3 separate regions of the Mus musculus genome follow, and all the other regions are linked to region 1. A link is a loop called in an ENCODE intact Hi-C map of the cell type or tissue named here. Cell type or tissue: left cerebral cortex. All regions are shown on one strand. Links, peaks and the distances in the headings refer to the core of each region. The heading gives the core; the rest is flanking DNA.

What was found. Hi-C counts contacts between places; a loop is a spot of excess contacts. Peaks named below come from ENCODE experiments on the same cell type or tissue, not always from the same donor. Only the 100,000 strongest peaks of a DNase experiment are listed, where the experiment ranks them.
Region 2: it touches region 1 in a loop (2.4-fold over the local background); 2 of 42 quality-filtered maps call a loop at or near these places.
Region 3: it touches region 1 in a loop (2.4-fold over the local background); 13 of 42 quality-filtered maps call a loop at or near these places.

What each region holds. Positions count from the first base shown.
Region 1 is chr11:6,897,936-6,901,098 of GRCm38, forward strand. No RefSeq gene overlaps it. Among named protein-coding and RNA genes, the nearest start is that of Adcy1, 160 kb to the right of the region's middle. In left cerebral cortex, for the core only: a CTCF peak has its summit at 1,613; a DNase peak (open chromatin) is centred at 1,585; H3K27ac peaks cover 2,025 bases.
Region 2 is chr11:6,653,486-6,656,648 of GRCm38, forward strand. It overlaps the pseudogene Gm11978. Among named protein-coding and RNA genes, the nearest start is that of Ramp3, 3.5 kb to the right of the region's middle. In left cerebral cortex, for the core only: a CTCF peak has its summit at 1,586 (motif pointing right); a DNase peak (open chromatin) is centred at 1,617.
Region 3 is chr11:7,139,033-7,142,195 of GRCm38, forward strand. Adcy1 (adenylate cyclase 1) reads left to right here. Exons shown (of 20, transcript NM_009622.2): 8 at 2-157. Among named protein-coding and RNA genes, the nearest start is that of Ccdc201, 48 kb to the right of the region's middle. In left cerebral cortex, for the core only: a CTCF peak has its summit at 1,695 (motif pointing left); a DNase peak (open chromatin) is centred at 1,668.

The DNA of each region.
Region 1 (3,163 bases), core at 449-2,948:
CCTGACCTTAGCACTTGCTATGGCCAAGAGGATCCTGAGCATGGAAGGTGACTGATGCAATGGAGAATCTTCAGTGGGGTCCTGGGACATGAAAGGACACTAGGTAAAAGTCTGTACTGCTACCTGGCACTCTAAACCCTGGATACATGTTGCCCTGCGGCACACTCTTGCAAGAAGTGGAAGCCAGTGTCACGCACCACTCAACACATATGTGTCTATTTCATGCAGTATCATAAGGACAAAGTGAGTGATGCCTGGTCAGGGGCCTAAGGGATGTTAGCATGTCCTTCTTTCCTCATTTGGAAGTGTGGTCACTGAAGTCCTCTCAAGCTCTGCTTGGCTGTGGAGAGACTACCCTGCTCATCAGGGTGGGTGGGGAGAGCAGGTTTGTACCGAACAACTAGACATAAATGAATGTTCTGGAGCAGGAGACTCATGTGAGAGCTCTCTGCTCTGCACTTAAGAATGGCCCTCCTAAAACACAGGTGGAGTTCAGGAGTGATGTGGGCATGTGGCAAGTTTCCCTTGCAATCAGAGGGAATAACAGTTGTGTATTGATTACAGACACATCTGGACATGCCTGCATCCATGGTGCTCAATGATATTCTTGGCTGGCTGGGGGCCAAGGACATTGCCTACAGCTAGACAGTGAGACACAAGGAGGTAGTGGAGCAGCAGCATGGGGTCGTAAGTCAACAGTGAGCAACACACCCCAGATAATGGGGCCTGGTTAAATCTATCCAAAAGAAAAATGTCTGTTTTAGTCTTTAATCATTTACAGTTATTGGAAAGGAGAACTCCTCCATTACCTTCACTCTGAAAAGTATCTTAGCCAACTCTTTGTTAACTCTGTTGGGTCAATTTTCGAGTCAATGTTTCCTGTTCACCCTGAACCACCGGGATGAAATGCTATCACCTCCAGACACCAATTCAGAAAAAGTAGAAGGTTCTCCTGGAGCTGCTTTCCTAGAGACACAATGTAGCTTCTCAGGATGCAGCATCAGCACCAGGTCCCTGGGGAAGGGAAGGCTTCCGATTAGAGAGCACTAAGTGCCTCTCATCACAGACGGTGTCAGCTACAAGACACAAAGCATCAAGAGCAAGGTGAAGGGGAACCACTGAGTGAGGCCTGATCTTGTCTTTAAAGCCCACTATGGAAGAGCAGACACACGCCTTTTCTACAGACTGGACTGACAGAATGGCCCCATCGGTTTCTATGTGGTGGGTGATGTGCATTTATCCCTTCAGGATCAATGTAGGAGGAGACCACCTGTGTCACTGGGGACAAGCTGTTTGTGTCTTGGGTGGATCTGGGAGTGTATCAAGAATCTCTGTAGAAATCAGTAAACACTGGTGATATGCCTAGAGTGCCCAACTGCTTCCAGCCCACGAAGCCACCACCTTCTGCTCTCCTGTTGTTCTTTGCCTCCACCCCACCCTCAGGACACCTTCCCTTCCAAGACCTAGGGTGCCGGCTCCCCATCTCTTCAGATCAGGACCAGAATAGCTTTCAGCTCCAGATGGCTGGTACACTTGGCCCAGCCTTCCTCCACCCTTCGCCAATCCTTGTAGCTTCCAAGCAGCACTGAGAAGCTGCCTGTGAAGGAAGATGAGCCCCCTAGCGCCTCCCAGCAAAGCCAGTATTTCAGATAACCATCTGCTCCCGACCGGACCCTTTATCGCTTTTTGTCTGACGTGAGGAGAAAGAGGATAAAACTAGTCTTCCTTGTTTAAAAACAGTGAGAGGACCAGGCTTGGGGAGGGAACCTGGGGCACACAGACAGTCACGTGCTTCTGGGCGTTTCTTCCTCTGGCTTTACAAACATTCCTTGATTGTCTTTGCATGTATGTGATCTAACAGGAGCTCAGAGCTTTTAGACATGCGCCTGGGGACTGGAACCTGGCATTTCCTGATGGCAGGTTCCAGTGCCAATTTTATTCTGTGCATGATGCTCCTCTCTGTACAGAAGAGACCCTGATAGGGAAGGGCAGTGCTAGAGTGTGAACACAGCAAGAAAGAGGTTAACCCCAAGGTCGGTTGAGAATGGCAACCTCTGGGTTTGCAACGTTGGCAACGGAACCCATGGTGTCTCACGTGGGAGGCCAGTGCCCTAACACGGAGCTATAGCCCAGCTCCAAGGAGGTGAAAGTTTAGCCTATGGCGTGGAAAGGCGGAGACTTAGAAAAATGACTAATATGAAATTAGGTCCTTAGGGTGAATTTATAAAGAGAAGGCAGGAGGCCACACAGACAGGTGTGCTCTTGACCTGATGTGATTGATGAAGCTTGAACCATATTTAGATTTTTCAGCCTCTGAAGCTGAGCTAAATGAACTTCTTAATAAAAATGGTCTGCCGCAGACACATCGTTAGAGTAATGGCAAGCGGATGAATGCAGGGCAGAAACAAGAGAAGAGAAAGGTATTTTGCTCTTAAGTAAGATGTTTAGAAGGAACCACCCAAGTCTGTGGGAACAAGGAAACTGTCTCACAAGCCGAGCATCTATAAAGCTCACCTCGCCAAAGATCAGGGTATTTCCCCAGAGCTAGCTGAGCGCACAAATGAATTTTCATACGGCGTAAGCATCAAAGGCTATGCCCGCAGCTCACCAGGATTCCACTAAGCAACGCAAACATTTCAAGTCTCAGTAAATACAAAGACATTGCTGCCGCCGCCTTGCATCTGATCTCCTGCAGTGGTTTGCATGTGCAATCAGCCGTCCATCCGGCATTTTCAATTCTCATTTCCCTTGGTACAAATTTCCTGCTGTAAAATTGTCAAGAGAGTCAGAAAGCAAGGAGAGGTGCGGTTAGACATTCAGGATGCGTGCACACCTCTGGGCAGAGTGGCCCTGGTTCTGGAGGGCCTGGGAACACATTCTGAGGGTAAAAGGACAGCAAGGGGAGTCAAGGAGGGGCTAGAACTCTGAGCCAGTGACTTCCCTGACACACTAAGCTGTGCTGCAAGTTCCCTGTTGGGACTGGTTAAACACAGCGGTGTCTTGGAAAGACCTTTGGTGAGACCTTTGCAATCCAGACTGTGTCTGTTTTGTCTGCCTGGGCCTCACAAAACCGTTGTGGGTAGATGGGGCCACCAAAAGCCTTTCCAGGGCATTTGGCTGGACTTCAAAATCGTAAGTAGTGGAGTGAGCTGAGTGCTGGAGT
Region 2 (3,163 bases), core at 458-2,957, 240 kb before region 1:
GACATGGCATAGAAAACCTATTCAGTGACCCAACTGCTGAAAACTATTTTTGGGGAATGAAAAGATACCAAGAAGCTTTAGGGGACCTGCAACAGATTCAATAAGAAAGATCCTCTTTGAGGCCTGTCATTGCTGAAAGCATGATGAGAAGAGACTCATCAAGCAGCAAGCTGAAGACTCATATGTGACAGAATCCTCACAAAGAGCAGACTGCTCAGCAGAAACCTTACAGGAAGGGAGTGGGGTGATGCATTCCTTCCATGCATGCATGCATGAATGCATCCATCCATCCATCTGTGTATCCATCTATGCATCCATGCATCCATTCATGCATCCATCCATCTGTGTATCCATGCATGCATGCATGTATGCATCCATCCATCCATCCATCCATCCATCCATCCATCCATCCATCCGTGTATCCATCTATGCATCCATCTATCTATCTATCTATCTATCTATCTATCTATCTATCTATCTATCTATCTATCTGTTGAAGAGTCTCATGAGGTAGCCTTAGATGGCCTGGGAGGGGGAGGGGGTGTGACACTAAGCAGAATAATGTTGCTCTCAAAGAACCAGAGACCAGACTAATGTTTCCTAGAGTGGCTGGGTAATGGGTGTGTGTGCACATGGATGGCAGAGATCTAGTTTGCTTCTCTGTGGCTGTGATAAACACCATGACTAACAGCCACACGGCCGGGAGCGGGGAGGGGAAGGAGAGGGAGGGCTTATTTCATTTTACAAGATTACAGTCCACCATCAAGAGAAGCCAAGGCAGAAGCTCAGGCAGGGGCATGAGGCAGAAACCACGGAGGAACACTGCTCAGTGCCTTGATTCTTATGTAACCGAGGCACACCTGTCCAGGGGTGGCGTCAGTCACAGTGTGCTGGGCTCTTCCACACCAATCAGCAAGACAATGCTCCACGGACAAGTCCACAGACCAGTCTGATGGAGGCAGCTCAGTCCCTCAGCCAAGAGTCCCTCTTCCCTGGCGTGTCCAGGTTCTGACATTTATGAAACTATGAGGGACAGGAAGGATAAGCTTTCTAATGCTCTACTACAATTTTAAGGGATGCTTATTTTATAGGCATGAGTATTTTGCCTGCATGTACATGCCTGGTGCTTGCAGAGGTCAAAAGAGGGTGTCGGATCCCCTGGAACTGCATCTGGTGGGTGCTGGGAACAAACCCACCTCCTCTGCAAGAGCAGCCAGAACTCTTAACCACTGAGCCATCTCTCCAGTCTCTTCAAAATGTTTTACAGCATAGAATTACTGTGATTGACAGTGATTTAAAATGAATATTTTAATGTAGTCAGTAGAGTGGGTTGTAAAGGTTCTCAACAGAAAGAAAGGCTGTCTGTCTGAGACAATAGGCCAGTTTCCCTGACTTGGTCATTATGCATTGTATTGAAGAGCCTCATTGGACCTTATAAATATGTATTATTACTATGTGTTAATTAAAATACATTTTAAAAAGAAGACAGAATTGGATAGTGAGTTGTAGGCTGGGTCAGAAACATTCCTTTATGTAATTCTCCCTTCTGCAAGTATGTTAAGTCTACCTCATCTACCACAGACTGAGTTACTTAAATGTTATTCCAGCAGGGGGCGCCAAATCATCAGGAATGCCTCTGAGGCAGTCTCGTTGGATGGGAGAAGAAACTAATCTCTGATGCTTCTTGAGTGTGTGTGTGTGTGTGTGTGTGTGTGTGTGTATGTGTGATAGGTCTGGTTAGTATATCTGTGTGTGATTTGTGTATGTGTCTCATATGTGTGTGGTTGTGTGTATCATGTGTAAATGTGTATGTGTATTGTATATGTGTGTACATATGTGCGTGCTGTATGTGCAACGTGCATATGTATGTGTGCACACGTGCTCGTGCACACATTGCATGCACATGTGCCTCTGTGTGCAGCTATGTGGCAGAAGTGTCCAGTTCAGGGAGAGGGCCAGGCAAGATACTGTGCATTTCTGTCAGGTGGAAATGGGGTGCTATCTGATCACAATGTCCTCTTAGAAGCCGATCGTGGAGGAGAACTCCTTAAACATTTAAGAGGAAGAGTAATTGGCTGGCCACAGTGCCTTGAATTGGGAAGTTGGTCTAAAGGCTGGTGAACGATGTCGGGGTAAGAGAACCCTAGAGCACAAGATGCAGGCTCAAGACGGCTCAGCCTGACGAGTCTGAGAATATAGATGCGTGCACACATGTGTGGGAGGAGTGGCCATTCCCGTTGTAGATGGAAAAACAGCAAAGATCAACAGCAACCTTGGCAACCTCACTGGTGGGCTGAGAGGTGTACGAGGGATGCAGTAGCTATTGTGGGGCCTCCTGACCCACGGTGGCTCCAGGAGTTCCAAGGCTCATCAATTAATATGCTCTTGTCCTCAGAGTGATGGCCCCAGCAGATGGCCAGCATTTCTGACATTTACAGAGCTCCAGCTCACGGACATTCTGACTTTAGGCACCAGCCGAGTGGTCTCGCTCCAGCCCCATGCTTCACTTCCTCAGGTCCTGTTCTGCCAGGACAACCCATCTTCATCTCTAGTGTGTTCATCACCTCACCTGCCGAAAACCCTAGGGCAGGGGAATTCGTCCTGCTCTAGTGTGTGGGGCAGGTTTGGTTGGCATTGCTCAAGCCCTATCCTCAACCATGTTCCTGTCGGGTCTGGACCATCAGGTAAGCTCTCTACCCTAGGGATGCCGTACACAGCTTGGGTTTTCCCCCAAGCCAGCCCTACCGAGTGCTGAGCAAGGAAATGAGTGCTCCATGTTATTAATCACTTACTGCCGCTGAGCCTGAGGGTCACAGCCATCAGAGACGGATGCCTGCTTCAGGCCAGGAGTCAGGATCTTGTGGAAGAGCAATGGGAGTCTGTGACAGCCATGAGTCCCTTGTCATGTCCTCAGAGGCTTCTCCACAGTGACTGCTATCTCCGAGAGGGAATTCTGTCTCTCAGCCCTGTATCCCTATGGTCACAGGATCTCTGTGGTGGACAGACTGTCAAAGGCAGCTTGGCTCTGACCAGCCCTGGCTCACACTGTCCTGCTTGACACCGCTGGGGTCCCAGGGGTCAGTCAGTCATTATGTAGAATAGAGAGCAGGATCTGGACAGGTCTGGAGAGAGGAGCCGTGACTCCGAGTGAAGGAGACAGTTC
Region 3 (3,163 bases), core at 458-2,957, 240 kb after region 1:
GATATTCCCAGGCTTGATTCTCTCGGATATCAAACCAGCCAAGAGGATGAAGTTCAAGACTGTGTGCTATCTGCTGGTGCAGCTCATGCACTGCCGGAAAATGTTCAAGGCTGAGATCCCCTTCTCCAACGTGATGACCTGCGAGGATGACGACAAGGTAGAGAAGGCTGAGGTGCCGCTCGGCTGGAGCACTCGCTGCTGCTGCCACTGCTGCTGCACACGGCTTTATATTGCGTTGTATTTTGTGTTTATCTAGGTCTAAGCTCACATTCCCCGCTTTCTTCTTTTATTTTTCCTGGAAAGCCTATTATGTGGCTATTGGAGTTCTTGAGCTGACACAAGATCCACCCCCGCCCCCCCACCTCTTTCCTTCTGTTTTCTGCAAAGGGTTTCTCAACTCTACCATCTAACATTTCTATACAACATTTCAAAATTCTTAAACATTCCAGGCAGTCTTTGTTTTTTTATGAATAATTCCCTTATGGAGTTGTATTCCCATGTCAGAAACCACAGGCTTGCCTGGAAACTCACTATGTAGCTGAGGATGGACCTAGAACTTCTGACTCTCCTCCTCTACCTCCCAGGTGTGGGGATTACAAATGTGCACCATCACATCTGGTTTTATTTCACGCAGGGGATTGAACCCAGGGATTCATAAATATGCCAGTCACAATAACCCCTGTTTTGTCTGCTCGCTGGGATTATTTCTAACTTTATGATATTTGTGGGTGGGTATGCATACACTTGCCTGTGTCCTATGGGATGCGCGTGGAAGTCAGAGGACAGCTTGCAGGAGTTGGTTTTCTCCTTCTACTCTGTGGGTTCTGGGGCCCAAACTCAGTCATCAAACCTGGCGGCAGACATCTTCCCCTGCTGAGCCATCTCGCTGGCCCAAGATTTTTATTTAATTTTGATTTTAATGTATATGTGGTGTGCATTGTTTGTGTGTGTGTGTGTGTGTGTGTGTGTGTGTGTGTGTGTGTGTGTACACAGGCAAATGGAGGCTGAAGGTTGATGTTGGGCATCTTCAATTGTTCTCCACGTTATTCTTGGAAGCAGGGTCTTCCAATGGAACCCAGAGCTCGCCCAGACTGCCAGTCTAACTAGTCAACTGACTCAAAGCATCCGCTGTCCCTGCTTGGCTGCCGCGCCCACCTGGCTTTGACTTGGTTGTGGGAGCTGCGTTCCTGTCCTTACTCTTGCTTTACCTGGCAGCTGCTTTAGCCACTAAGCTTGCTCCTTGGCCCTCTCACTGAGATTTTTTAAGAGATAGTTTCTTGTCCCAGAAACATCTGTTTCCTTTGAGCAGCTTGCTTTTGTTTTACCTTTTACCTTGCCTGTCATCATCTGTAATCCCACAGATGCCCAGAGCCTTTTCTGCGTTGTTTTTGATGCAGGGGACAGCAAAACTGGCAGCAAATGCTGAGCCAGGGACGAGGCTCCAGTGTGGTGGTCCGTCTCCCACACCAGGGCTTTCTGTCTCGGATGAGTCAGGCAGTCACTTGTGGGTCTTCAGATCTTCTGGGCATGTGGTGGTGGTGGTGTCTAGGGCTTCACTTCAGCCACACATGGTCAGTGACTGGGATTTCCCTTCTGGGGAAGGAAGGCCCTACATTGTTTCTTACTGGAGGCATACCAAAGAGCATGGGGTGCACTTTAGGGCTCTAATGCCCCCTTGTGGATGCTCTTGACCACAGCCACTGAATCCACTAGTATTTGAGCCTGAAGTGGGGCTCCCCATCTCCCTCTCTGTGTAGCCCTTTGAGGTTACACTGGCTTTACCTGGTGTCTGTTGGTTCCACCCTACTTCCTTTCCCACCACTGCTTTCTCTGACATCACCGATTTTATACCATTTAGAGAAACTTCCTGGTATAGTTAGAGGTATTTTTCAGGACAAAGCAAGGTTCTGTTGCCTCTTGCTAATGGTGGTTCCTTGTCACAAGGATCTGTGGCATATGGGAGTTCCTCTTTGCTAGAACTTTATCTGATAATATTTAAGGACTTCATTCATGGTGGATCGGGTCAGGAAGAATTAGTCTTTATGTGTGCCAGGCAGCTGGAGGCTGCATTATTAAAAGCTTGGCTTCTGTCACAGGTAGTAGGAAGTTTAGCCTTAGTCATGTAGATAGCAGACATTCACATAGGCATACACAGACACCCCCCCCCCCATACACACACACACACACACACACACACACACACACACACACCATGATGGTGTCAGGAGATCTGGTGTTCATTGCCTTAGTAAGAATCTTCCTTCCTTAACCTCTCATCAGCTTCAGTGTCTGCTGGGTTCTTCATCCCATACCCTGTCCTGGAGACGTGTGCTCACCCAGAGCAATCTTAGCAGGAATCCTGCTCACTTACCCAGAATGCTTCTGACTTCTGATGTCTACCCTGAGTAGATGTCCATAGAGCCCTCCTTTCTCCTTGACTGTACATCCCCAGCTGCTGGGCCACATCCAAGAGCCTGTTTGCATGGCCCCTGCCCTTCCTGCAAGGTCTTGAATGAAGCCTGTTCCACTGTGTTCTACAAAGTGTCACTGAAATGATGTCCTTTTAATAATTTAATAAAGGAATTTATAGATAATTTCTTTTCCCAAGCTCTAGCCATGGACTGAGCCCCCAGGCAGTGCCTCTTCCACACGCTTGCAGTTTCTTCTCCAGGCCTTGCAGCTGCTGCTGTTAGTACCTCTTGGATGAATCCCGTCAGTGTAACCCAGGCCCCCAAACACGTTTACAGCCGTTCTCTTTTGGCCTTTGGATACTTTCCTGCCCACGAAGGTATTTGTTATGGATGACATCTCTAAATAAAAAAAAAGCACCAGAAAAGCAAATGAAAAACATTTGTCATCCTCCCCACCCCCATAAAGGCATGATACTGTGACCCTCTCTGTGTCCTAAGTGTGGGGGACTGGGTATGCTTGAAGGAACTTCATTATGTTGTAGAAGCAGTTTGTCTGACTGTTTCTCCTTCTCTTGCCCCGATGTATCATGCAGTTGTCCTTGTGTCACTGACAAGTTGAGCTTTCAGACTGCATAGACTTCTAACTGAGGAGAGACTCCTTATATGGATGGCATCGCTATCCGGGGCTTTTCTGTTTTTATTAGCTGAAGAAGGCCATGGTACTTTTGTTGGTGTGAGTACGTTTTAATTCC